Linked DNA regions of Homo sapiens: region 1 is linked to region 2. A link is a contact called in ENCODE Hi-C or POLR2A ChIA-PET data. All regions are on one chromosome and are shown on one strand. Each heading gives the region's core, a stretch centred on a gene start or an enhancer-like site at or near the end of the contact. The rest is flanking DNA. Distances are from core to core; before and after follow the strand shown. Region 1 overlaps ARHGAP10 (Rho GTPase activating protein 10). Region 2 overlaps ARHGAP10 (Rho GTPase activating protein 10).

Evidence for each region. Hi-C counts contacts between places; a loop is a spot of excess contacts on that map. ChIA-PET counts read pairs that join two places held with the same protein, here RNA polymerase II (POLR2A). Pooled maps may share reads with other maps.
Region 1: a map with no recorded cell type shows a loop between it and region 2 (3-fold over the local background). The contact joins two enhancer-like sites. A Hi-C loop is called at or near these places in 1 of 168 maps with a recorded cell type or tissue (mammary epithelial cell), 16 of 37 single-sample maps with no recorded cell type and 9 of 50 pooled maps. POLR2A ChIA-PET finds 5 or more read pairs at or near these places in 3 of 52 experiments (GM12878, OCI-LY7 and endothelial cell of umbilical vein).

The regions. Positions count from the first base shown.
Region 1 is chr4:147,980,791-147,986,711 of GRCh38, reverse strand. All of the region lies in intron 18 of ARHGAP10 (Rho GTPase activating protein 10), which reads right to left. Among named protein-coding and RNA genes, the nearest start is that of MIR4799, 200 kb to the right of the region's middle. RefSeq lists an enhancer at 5,336-5,385. Within about 2 kb of position 2,436, at least 3 of the 41 ENCODE cell types and tissues checked have a DNase peak (open chromatin) inside an H3K27ac peak, as active enhancers do.
Region 2 is chr4:147,936,782-147,942,753 of GRCh38, reverse strand. It overlaps ARHGAP10 (Rho GTPase activating protein 10), which reads right to left. Exons shown (of 23, transcript NM_024605.4): 14 at 2,855-2,929. Among named protein-coding and RNA genes, the nearest start is that of MIR4799, 160 kb to the right of the region's middle. Within about 2 kb of position 2,418, at least 2 of the 41 ENCODE cell types and tissues checked have a DNase peak (open chromatin) inside an H3K27ac peak, as active enhancers do.

The DNA of each region.
Region 1 (5,921 bases), core at 1,187-3,686, 44 kb before region 2:
TGTGAGACATACTCTTATTCTATATGAATTATATTGATGGTGATGAAGATGAGGAGGAAGATGGTAACCAGAGAGGCCTGACACTGTCTGAAGATCCTAGAGAGACTGTCTTGGCTGTGGGGTGTACGTCACCCTGGAGACAGCACACTAAAAGCAGTATGAGGAGAGGGTAGGTGACCAGGGGAGAGGAGTTTGCTTTCCTGTCATTACCCTCTAGCTGTAAAAATCAGTTAACCCCTTGATTTTCTCGAAAAGCAAACAAGTAATTGCAGTCATTTAATATTAAATGCATATATTTGTATATACTTCATCAGACAACAACAGTGGAAGAGCTAAGGGACAGGCTTTGGAAACAGAGTGGGCTCAAATCCCAGTTTGGCCATTTTTAGTTCTATAACCTCGAGCAAGTTGATGACCCTCCATGAGCTTCATGTGTCTCATTTGGAAATGGCAGTGAGAGGCATGGAGTAGCTCACTTCATCCCTGTAACCACTCCATCAGGGAGGTAGTTCCGTTTTTCTTATTTCATAGATGAGGAAACTGATAATGAGGTTAAACCGGTCACTTAAGTCCCTCAAAAGTCACATGACCTTTTTTCCCAAGATGGCAGATGAGAGGCTTTCCGCATACCTCAGCCACTTGCAAATAGCAAAATAGTGCATAAAGATAAACCCTGTGAGCTTTAATTCAAACAGGAAAACGGAAATCCACTTCAACAGCAAAGGACACCCCAGACTCCAGAGAGGAGAAGGTGGGCAAACAGCCTCCATGATGGCATCTGGCTGGTAAAAGTGAGTGAAGCCTCAATACATAAGAGGCAGAGGACCTCCCGCTGTCATTTCCCTTACTGCTAGGGATCCGCGCAACCCAGGCCGAGGGAGAGCACTTTGTTTCTCTTCAGCCTTGGAGCTAACTTGGGGAAAAGCTTACAGACGCTGAGACGGACACACTGAGAAAAGCTGCATGTATTTTCTCAGAACCAGGAATGACAAGGGGATGCCATTTTTAATCCAGGCTCAAACAAGGCAGTCATTCTTCAGCAATTTGGCAGTGTGGTCATGCAGACAATTTAGTCTTGGATCAAATATTGCAGCATTTGCTCTGCAGCAGGGGAAAGGCCTCCACAGCCAAAACTGAGCAACAAATATAGAAAGTAACCCAACAGTAGGTACTAGAATTGTGCTCTCCCCCATCACAGGTCCAAAAGTAAGAGGAGAGTCGCTGTAGCCATGGTTTATCTGGGCAATGAGGCGTGCAGACAGAGCCAGCTTGGTGGCCTGGAACTGGTTTGCATGTGTCCCTGCTGGGTGCCCAGCCTCCTCTCCTGAGGTTATGGTGCAGCAGGGCCTTCTACACTCCACCCCCAGGCAGATTTCCATGCATTCAGAGCACCTGCTCACCTGGATCAGTAGCCTGAGCCACCCATCTTTCCTGTGCAGAGACCGTGGTACAGTGAGGCCCTCTCTTCCCCACACCCAGGAGTATCTCCAGGCATTCAGAGCACCCACTTGCCTGGATCTGCAGCCAGAGCTACCCTTCCCTTCTTGTGCAGAGACTGTGGTGCAGCAGGGCCCTCTCTGCTCCATACCCAAGCAGATCTCCTGGCACCTGGAGGACCCACTCTCCTGGATGAGATTAGGCAGCTCCACTGCCTCATGCAGAGAACTTGAGACCAGGTGAGGTTCCCAGCTCCACACCTAGGCACATCTCTATGTGCCTAGTAGCCACCCATTGGACCACCCCTCAAAGCTGATGCTCGGACCTGCCATTGGGGGACCTGTAGGTGGGCCTGCCTGGTCTGGCCTGCCCATCTTGAAGCCCTCCTCCAGGTTGGAGCAGGGCGCTCAGACCACTGTGCACTCCACAGATTGGCCCTGAGGCAACAGAGAGTTTCCCCAGTAAACAAGGATCAAGTTTCTACTCAACTATATTGGCCACAGCTGGCTCTTAACCCAAAAGCCACTTCTTGGCCTGGACGTTGAATGGCACAACACAATAAGAAATCAGACATAAGCACACAGCACTCAGGAACGAGGTTAGTCTCCTGAGACCACTGCCCCCTGGTCCTACAGGAGGCAGTGAGCCTGCTCACAAGCCACCACAGAAATGCTATTTATAACCACAGAACTCAAACAGACACCTTGCCAGTGAAAACAGCCAGATCTGGAGACCCAACTCTTGGTGTGGTCCTCCCACAAGGGAGGTGGGAGCACAGCCTCCAAAGGCCACCGTGGGTCAAAGGAAACACGGGCATGGCATTAGCCGCTAAAGGTGGCACCACCACAGCCCTGGAACGAACATGGAGAGAGGGTCGTCTCATACTCCCTTCCCGCCTCCTCAATGTGCTGTGGCGGACTTGGCAGTGCGTCCTCCTGCTGGGGCCTGGAGAGTTTGGGCTGAAAGAAACTGCTTCCTGGGGCTTCTCCAGTGGCTCCAGCCGCTGAACGCGAATGTGTACTGGGGGAGGGCGCTTTTCATGCTTCTCTGTTGCCTCCCTCTGCCCATTCCCCAGGCAGCTATTACTCTTAAGCGCCATCTACTGGACTGCAGCTTAAACAACACCACCAAACAAAATTACACCCCTACAAGCAACAAAGGAGAAAGCCACTGTAGGAACCTCTCTGCAACCAAGGAACTCATAAACAGCCTTGGAACTCTGAAAATACCCAGAAACGTAGCCAAACAATCACACACAATATACACCACAGTAACAGCCCCAAGGACAAAAAGAATAAAAAAATCAAGAACTCTCATCCAAACAATAACAAAATCAAAAAAAAGAAAACATCAGTTCTTTCAAATGAGAAGAAACCAGCATAAGAACTCCAGCAGTAGAAAAAGCCAGACTGTTTTGTCACCTTCAAAGGATCCCACTAACTCCCCAGCAATGGATTCTAACCGGAATGAATGTCTGAAATGACATATAAAGAATCCAGGATATGGATAGCAAAGAAATGCAACAAGATCAAAGAGAAAATTGAAATCCAAGACAAGAAACAACACAAAAACGACTCAAGATTCAAAAGATGACATAGCTATGTTAAGAAGGAACAAAACAGAACTTCTAGAATTGAAAAATTCACTATAGGAATTTCAAAATACAGTTGGAAGTCTTAACGGCAGATGAGACCATGCAAAAGAAAGAATTTCAGAACTCAAAAATCAGTGCTTCAAATGAACCCAGACAAAAATTTGAAAAAAAAAAAAAGAATTTTAAAAAATGAACAGGCCGAGTGCAGTGGCTCACGCCTATAATCCCAGCACTTTGGGAGGAGGAGGCGGGCGGATCACGAGCTCAGGAGATGGAGACCATCCTGGCTAACACGGTGAAACCCTGTCTCTACTAAAAATACAAAAAATTAGCTGGGCGTGGTGGCGGGCGCCTGTAGTCCCAGCTACTCGGGAGGCTGAGGCAGGAGAATGGCGTGAACCCGGGAGGTGGAGGTTGCAGTGAGCCGAGATCGTGCCACTGTACTCCAGCCTGGGCGACAGAGTGAGACTCTGCTTCAAAAAAAAAAAAAAAACAAAGCAGCCAGGCACCATGGCTCATGCCTGTAGTCCCAGCACTTTGGGAGGCCAAGGCGGGTGGATCTTCTGAGCCCAAGAGTTCAAGACCAGGCTAGGCAACATGGTGAGACCCCCATCTCTACAAAAAATGCAAAAACTTAGCAGTGCATGGTCATGCACACCTGGAGTCCAGCTACTAGGAAGACTGAGGCGGAAGAATCACCTGAACCCAGAAAGTCGAGGCTGCAATGAGCTGTGATTATACCAGTGCACTCCAGCCTGGGCGAGAGTAAGACCCTGTCTCGAAAATTCAGGAAAAAAAAGAAAGTAAGTAAGTATTTGAGAAATACGAGATTATGTAAAACAACCAAATGTATACCTTATTGGCATTCCTGAGAGAAAAGAAGAGAAAATAAGCAGCTTGGAAAACATATTTGGGGATAAAATTCAGGAAAATTTCCCCAATCTTGCTTGAGAGGTTAAAATGCAGATATAAGAAATCCAGGCTAGGTGTGGTGGCTCACACCTGTAATCCCAACACTTTGGGACACCAAGGCAGGAGGACTGCTTGAGCCAAGGAGTTCGAGACCAGCCTGGGCAACATAGGGAGACCCCATCTCAACACAAAATACCAAAAAAAAAAAAAAAAAAAAAAAAAGATTTAGCTGGGTGTGATGGCACATGCCTGTAGTCCCAGCTACAGTCTTAGGAAGCTGACATGGGAGGGTTGTCTGAGCCTGGGAGGAGGTCAAGGCTGCAGTGAGCCGTGATTGCACCACTGCACTCCAGCCTGGGCAACAGAGTGAGACCCTGTCTCAAAAAGAAAAAAAAAAAAAAAAGAAAGAAAGAAAAGAAACCCAGGGAACTCCTGTGAGATACAAGACGACCGAGTCCAAGGCACATAGTCATCAGACTTTCCAAGATCAACGCAAAAGAAAAAATCTTAAAGGTAGCTACAGAAAAGGATCATGTTACCTATAAAAAGAAACCCATCAGAATGACAGCTGACTTCACAGAAGAAACTTTATAAACCAGAAGAGACAGGGGGCTGAGGCAAAAGGATCACTTGAGCCTGGGAAGTCAAAGCTGCAGTGACCCATACTCATACCACTGCACTTCCAGCACGGGTGATGGAGCAAAACCCTGTCTTTTGAAAAAAGACTAAAAATAAAAGACATAGGGTGGCAAATTGAATTTTAAAACCAAGATCCGTCCTTCTGCTGTTTGCAAGAGACCCATCTCACATATGATCACGCCCCTGGGCTCAAAGTAAAGGGATGGAGGAAAATCTACCACACAAATGGAATCGAAAAAGAGCAGAGGTCCCTACTCTTATACATATATCAGAAAATATAGACTTTAAACCAACAACAGTAAAAAAAAGGACAAGTAAGAGCATTACATAATGATAAAAGGTTAAATTCAACAAGAAGATTTAACTATTCTAAATGTATTTGCACCCAACACTGGCACACCCAGATTTATAAAACAATTACTTCTAGACCTAAGAGAATACTTTGACAGCCACATAATAATAGGAGGAGACTTCAACACTTCACTGATGGCATTAGACACATCACAGAGGCAGAAAATGAACAAAGAAATTCTGAACTTAAATTCAACACTTGACTAACCGGACCTAATAGGCATCTACAGAATACCCAACAACCACAGAATAGTCATTCTCCTCATCTGCACATGTAACATTCTCAAAGACTGAACACATGCTGAATCATAAAGCAAGTCTCAATATACTTTTTAAAAACTGAAATCATACCAAGCATCTTCTCAGACCACAATGGAATAAAAATAGAAATTAATACCAAGAGCAACTCTAAAAAACACACAAATACATGGAAACTAAACAACTTAACTCCTGAATGACTTTTGGGTAAACCACAAAATTAATGCAGAAATCAAAAACTTCTTTGAAACAAACAAAAGTAGACATAATATACCAAAATCTCTGAGACATGGCAAAAGCAATGTTAAGAGGAACGTTTACTGCACAAAACACCTACATCAAGTGGAAAGATCTCAAATTAACAACCTAACCTTGTACCTAAAGAAACCAGAAAAACAAGAACTAAACCCAAAGTTAGCAAAAGAAAAGAAATAACTAAAATCAGAGCAGAACTAAATGAAACCAAGACCCAAAAATACCATACTAAAGATCAATAAAATGAAAAGTTGGTTCTCTGAAAGGATAAACAAGATTGATAGGATTAACAAGATTGATAGGATTGCTAGCTGGATTAACAAAGGAAAAGGAGAGAAGATCCAAATAAGCACAATCAAAAATAACAAAGGTGACATAACAACCGATACCACAGAAATAGAAAAGATCTCCAGAGACTACTATGAACATCTCTATGCACACTGATTAGAAAATCTAGAGGAAGTAGACAAATTCC
Region 2 (5,972 bases), core at 1,169-3,668:
CTGCCTGCTCCTTTACCTGGCCTCGAGGAGAATAACTGCCTCTCTATTTAGACAGTTTTCTATGGTCAATGTCATTGCTATTTCATGCCAGCTGGGAATTAGGGGAGAAGGAAAGAAGGGGGAGAGAATAAAGAGGATAAGGAGGGAACAAAGGGGCAGGAGAAGGAGGACGGAGAGAAGGATAGTGGAAAGAAACATTTTGCTATTTTAATATGAAATATGAAGGGAAAAAACATACCAGAAAAAAGAGACAAGTGAAAAAACATGCAAGAGATTAAGCATATACCCTTTTAGAAATCATTATAAACTTTTACATGAGTATTTAAATAAGACTTAAAACACTTTAACAAACAATACAAAGTACTTTGTGTAAAAATGGCAATAAAAAATTCTAAAGTAAATAATTAGCTCTCAAGAACTACAGAGAATTGGATAAATGGCAGCTCTCCTCAAAAAATAGTACATGGCTTGGGACTGTTTCTCAAATACTTAAAAATTAAATTATTTCCCATTTCTACAAAGACAATGCATTACAAACAAAATGTTCCTTGAAAAAATTCAAATTTGAAATAAACCTATTACCTGCAGGAATAATAATAAACACTAATTGCTTTAAAAAAGCAAAGTTAAAAACTTGGCAGACCCACACAATTTTTTCCTCTTCAGGATATACATGTAACCCTCTAACAATGAGCAAAATGGGAAAAGTTGGAGAAAAAAATGCCCCTAAGATTATGTAGACATGACTATTCAAAACTCTAAAACCCTTTTTTTGGAAGAGGCGTTAAATTATTTCCATTTGAACACTCAATCAGTGTTCAATATGAAGGGAAAAAACACACCAGAAAAAAGAGACAAGTCCACTCCATCAGAATAAAAGGAAAGAAATAAGGAAACATTTAAGTGATTAGGAAATAGCAAATAAATATATTTTGTCAAGGGCTAAGGTTTGTATTGGTAGCATAAGGTAATAAGAAAATGGTATTAATGCTAATGAAAATCCAAAGTTTTTGACTGATAATCTTAAATTCACACTAGGAATTATTTATAGATTACTCAAAACAAATGTATATTGTGTAACCCTCTTAAATGAATGGCTTAATGAGGAGGTAACAAGTCAGTATCTGTCTCACATCAATTCTCTAACTTTCCTCTGATTGCAGAATGGTATTACTGAAAACATAAGCATTTCCCTTGCCAGCAATATGTGTGAGGTTGTGTCACACTCATGTCCTGGGCTTCTCTACTCTGAGGCCCATGAAAAGTAAAAACAGTTTTCCAGGTCACGAATTTTTTGAGGGTTTAGATATTTAAAAACACCTTGTAAGTTAAGGACTGGCTTGGGACATTTCCCATGAGCAGAGCAAACTACCACGCTGAGTTTAGCAATGCTGTACACGTAGAATTTTATGAGATGACCAACAAATTTTGAGACAGCTTAGCACTTCAAGGTGACCACAGAAAAACCCTTGTTCAAACTTTCCTTGAACAGGAACAAGATGATAATAAAAATAATGCCAGGTCCTTAGGACCAATTTACCAGCAAAATGTGCCTTTCAGTCCACATTTCCCATTCTGTTATCAATATACTCTTCCAGTTCTAATCATCATAACACCATCTTGGAAATGAAAGAAGTGATTCCAATTTTAAAATTAAGTAAAAGCAGATGCTGTACTCCCATTAAATTCTTCCAGCTGCTACTGAACCACTGGCAACCTGAGTCTATTTAATTTGGAGACCACTATTGGTAAAAAGGAAAATCTGACTGCCAAAATTGCACACCCAAGTTAAACCAGAGAGGCAGAAAATGAAAACAGCTTATGGAAGTGAATGTATTCTAATAAGGCTCTCCAACTGATGACGGGCAATTTCTCCTGTGGTTAATAGCTTATAAAAGATTGTTGCTTATTAAATCCTTAATTCAAATATAGGCAAACAAGCAATCCTATCTGTAGCATGGCAGTTGATTTTATTCAACTTGGCTCATGCTTCCTAAAAATGACTCTTTGCTGTAATGTTTTAAGATGCAGACAGGTTGGAATGCATTCACAGCACACCTGAGGGCATTGTTAATATTGATTAATTAAAGTAAGGTATCAAATAAATTAATATGTAGCAAGATCATAATGACAGATTGGTTTGATACACAGGCCCTCTAGCCTGATGAGTTATCATCACTCTTCAAGAGGCAGCCTGTTTTGGGGTGGGGGAGAAGTGGAGTGTCTTACAGGTGGCAATGAACTGACAGCAGTGTGTAATGTAAAAGCGCTTTGTCATTCACATAATGTCTGGGGTAATGAAATGAATTCACTTTCTGGCTTCCTCTAGTCTGCGATGCCAAAGAACACTGTGTTATCAGCACAGATGGAGCATGCATGGTTCTGGAGGAGAGCCTGGTGTGAACTACAAACAAGCCACTGTGAATACCAATGAATCCCTGAGAATCAGACCCTTGCTGTCAAATGACAGTTTTGGAAGCTCCATAAAAATGAGCGAGTCCCAGTGGTCTTGTCCAACCAAATGTACTGTCACAATTCTGGACAGGCTATTTGGAAGCCACGCAAATCATAGAGGCCTGACTGCCACTTCCCTGTGAGAAGCAAGCACAGGAAGATAGTCAACCAGGGGGTGCATTCTTTTTTCATTTCTTAATAAGAGGTAATAGACAATCTATGCTGATGCAAATACTAATCTACTTCTGTGGGTCAATTGTCTCTGCTCAGCAGAAAACTCCTGTAGAAAGTAGAGGAATGGAATGACAAGTATTCTCTACATTATTATGAAATATTAAGCTGTGAAGTCAATGAACATACACAAATAACACATGGAAAAATGATTAGAAAAGAGGCATACCCATCAACATACTCAGAAGTCTCTGGACCTTTGAACTCACCCCCACAACTCTGTACAATCCTTGGTCATTTATACCTATGGGAAGAAACAAACTATTAGCAAAATAGAAGACTATCATATTTTAAAAGCCATCAAACAGTTGCATTCAAAATCTTTGCTAACTAACATTAGCAGCATTCCTGTTAACTATAAAAATAACCTTTGAAAAAATCAAGTGTTTAACAACTTGTTTTACTAGCTTTTTATCTGTAAGTTGTGGTTAAAAAAATAATCTCAGCAAACAATGTTCCATGTGGACAAAAATGAAATGCCTCAATGTTAGTAAGTTAGTTAAGTATCATGGATACATTGAAATGAATACCAATCCAATTTGTAAAGATGCACTAAAACTTTTATGTTTACTGTATTTACTTGTTTACATTTTTCTTCAAAAGTTTTAGCCTTTTAAAAATACGGTGATGATTAGTACATAGAAATCATTGTTTGGATGATTTCTGAAAACCATAGAAATTCATTCAAAACTAAAGCAAAACTGTAATTTTTTTTAAAGTTGTTACATGTCCTGTCCAGTGAGGAGCTGTGAAACTTCAAATCAATATCACCACAAAGTATACTGCAAAATGAACCAAATCAATGCATCCTCTCTCTCTACAGAGATCTGAAAACAAATTGTCCCTGAAAACAAGAGACATATAAAAGAAAATGTATTGTCAAACCTAATTTGGTATGCTGAACAAATATCCTTATCATTTGCATTCTGATCTGAACAAATCAATGACGAAAAGACATTTTTGATGCAATTAGCAAACTGAGTAGCATTAAGGGTAAGAAAATCTCCATTTGTTTAAAGTTGCATCCTGAAAGGGTTAAAAGTAACCTTACATTTGCTTTAAGAGGGAAAAAGGGATAGATGAAACAACTGTGGCAAAATCTTGATAATTATTGAATCTGGATGAGAATATGGGAATTCATTATACCAATCTCTCTACTTTTTTATGCTTGAAAATTTTCATAATAATGACTTCCAAAAAATGTGACTTATATTTACTTCTCAAATGAGTTGCAGCTTTCTGGCTGTGTGTTTATTTTCTCCGCTACGAATGTTAAAGGTAACAAGAACACAACTGGCTGACAGGCAGATGATGCCTCTAATCCCCAAAGTTTCCAAAACAGAATAACACAACAAAAGGCCATGGAATTTGACCACGAGGGTTTACTTTCTTTTCACCTCCCTGCTCGGAGTGATGAAAAGAATACTAGTCAGAGTCTAAAGAATTGGATTCAAGTCAGTTCAGTCACTCATGAGGAAGAGAGGAAACCTCTCGGAGTCTCTATGCTGTATCTGAGATCAAGGACTGCATCCTATACCCTATGTTATGCTGGGAGGGAAATGAGATGATACTAACACATGTCCTACAGATTGTAACTCACAGCACACACACAAAAGCATTCATTCTTCCTTGTCAAGTTTTGTTCCTTCTTTTTCTCTTTGCTTTTTTTAAAAATTATAGTTACATATACTATTTTTTTTAACTTTTAAGTTCAGGGGTACATGTACAGGTTTGTTACATAGATAATAAACCTGTGTCATGGCATTTGTTGTACAGACTATTTCATCACCCAGGTACTAAGCCTAGTACTCATTAATTATTCTTCCTGATCCCCTCCCTTTTCCCACCCTCCACCCTCCCATAGGCCTCAGTATGTGTTGTTCTCCTCTATGTGTCCACGAGTTCTCATCATTTAGCTCCCACTTATAAGTGAGAACATGCAGTGTTTGGTTTTCTATTCCTGCATTACTTTGCTAAGGATAATGGCCTCCACTTCCATCCATGTCCCAGCAAAGGACATGATCCTCGTTCCTTTTTAGGGCTGCATAGTAGTCCGTGGTACTTTATGTACCACATTTTGTTTCTTTTGGAGATGGAGTTTCACTCTTGTTGCCCAGGCTGGAGTACAATGGAGCAATCTCGGCTCACTGCAACCTCCACCTCACAGGTTCAAGTGATTCTCCTGTCTCAGCCTCCCAAGTAGCTGGGATTACAGGCATATGCCACCACACCCAGCTAATTTTGTATTTTTAGTAGAGATGGGGTTTCACCATGTTGGTCAGGCTCATCTTGAACTTCTGACCTCAGGTGATCCGCCTGCCTCCGCCTCCCAAAGTGCTGGGATTACAGGCATGAGCCAATACGCCTGACCCCACATTTTCTTTATCCAGTCTATCACTGATGGGCATTTAGGCTGAGTCCATGTCTTTGCTATTGTGAGTAGGGCTGCAATGAATATACATGTGCATGTGTGTGTATAACAGGACGATTTATATTACTGGGTATATACCCAAAGGAATATAAATCCTCTTTGCTTTTTATTCCTTATTTTTTAAGTTTTACAAATGTCCTATTTTTCCTTCTGTTATAGGCTGAATTGTATCCCCACAAATTCATCTGTTGACGTCCTAATCCTCAGTACTTCCAAATGTGACTGTATTTAGAAATAAGGTCTTGAAAAAAAAAGTAATTAAATTAAAATGAGGTCACCAGGGTGGGCACAAATCCACCATGACTGGAGGCCTTGTAAGAAGAGATGAAGACACAGACATGTACAGAGGGGGACCATGAGAAGACACAGGGAGAAGACAGCTATCCCCATGCCAGAGAGAGGCCTCAGAAGAAATTAACCCTGCTGATAGCTTAATATTGGACTTGTAGCCCCCAGAATTGTGAGAAAATTGATTTCTATTGTTTATTCAGCAGCCCCCATCCCCAACCTTTTTGGCACCAGGGGCTGGTTTCATGGAAGACAATTTTTCCACCGATTGGGGTGGGGGGGATGGTTTCAGAATGATTCAAGAGCATTACATTTATTATTAGATTCTCATAAGGAGTACAAAACCTAGATCACTCACATGTGCAGTTCACAATAGGGTTTGCACTCCTATAACAATCTAATGTCGCCACTGATCTGACAGGAGGCGGAGCTGAGGCCATAAGGCTTGCCCACTGCTCACCGCCTGCTGTGAGGCCTGGTTCCTAATAGGCCACGGTCTGGGGATTGGGGACCCCTGATTTAAGTCACCCAGCCTGTGATACTTTATTATGGCAGCCCAAGCAAGCTA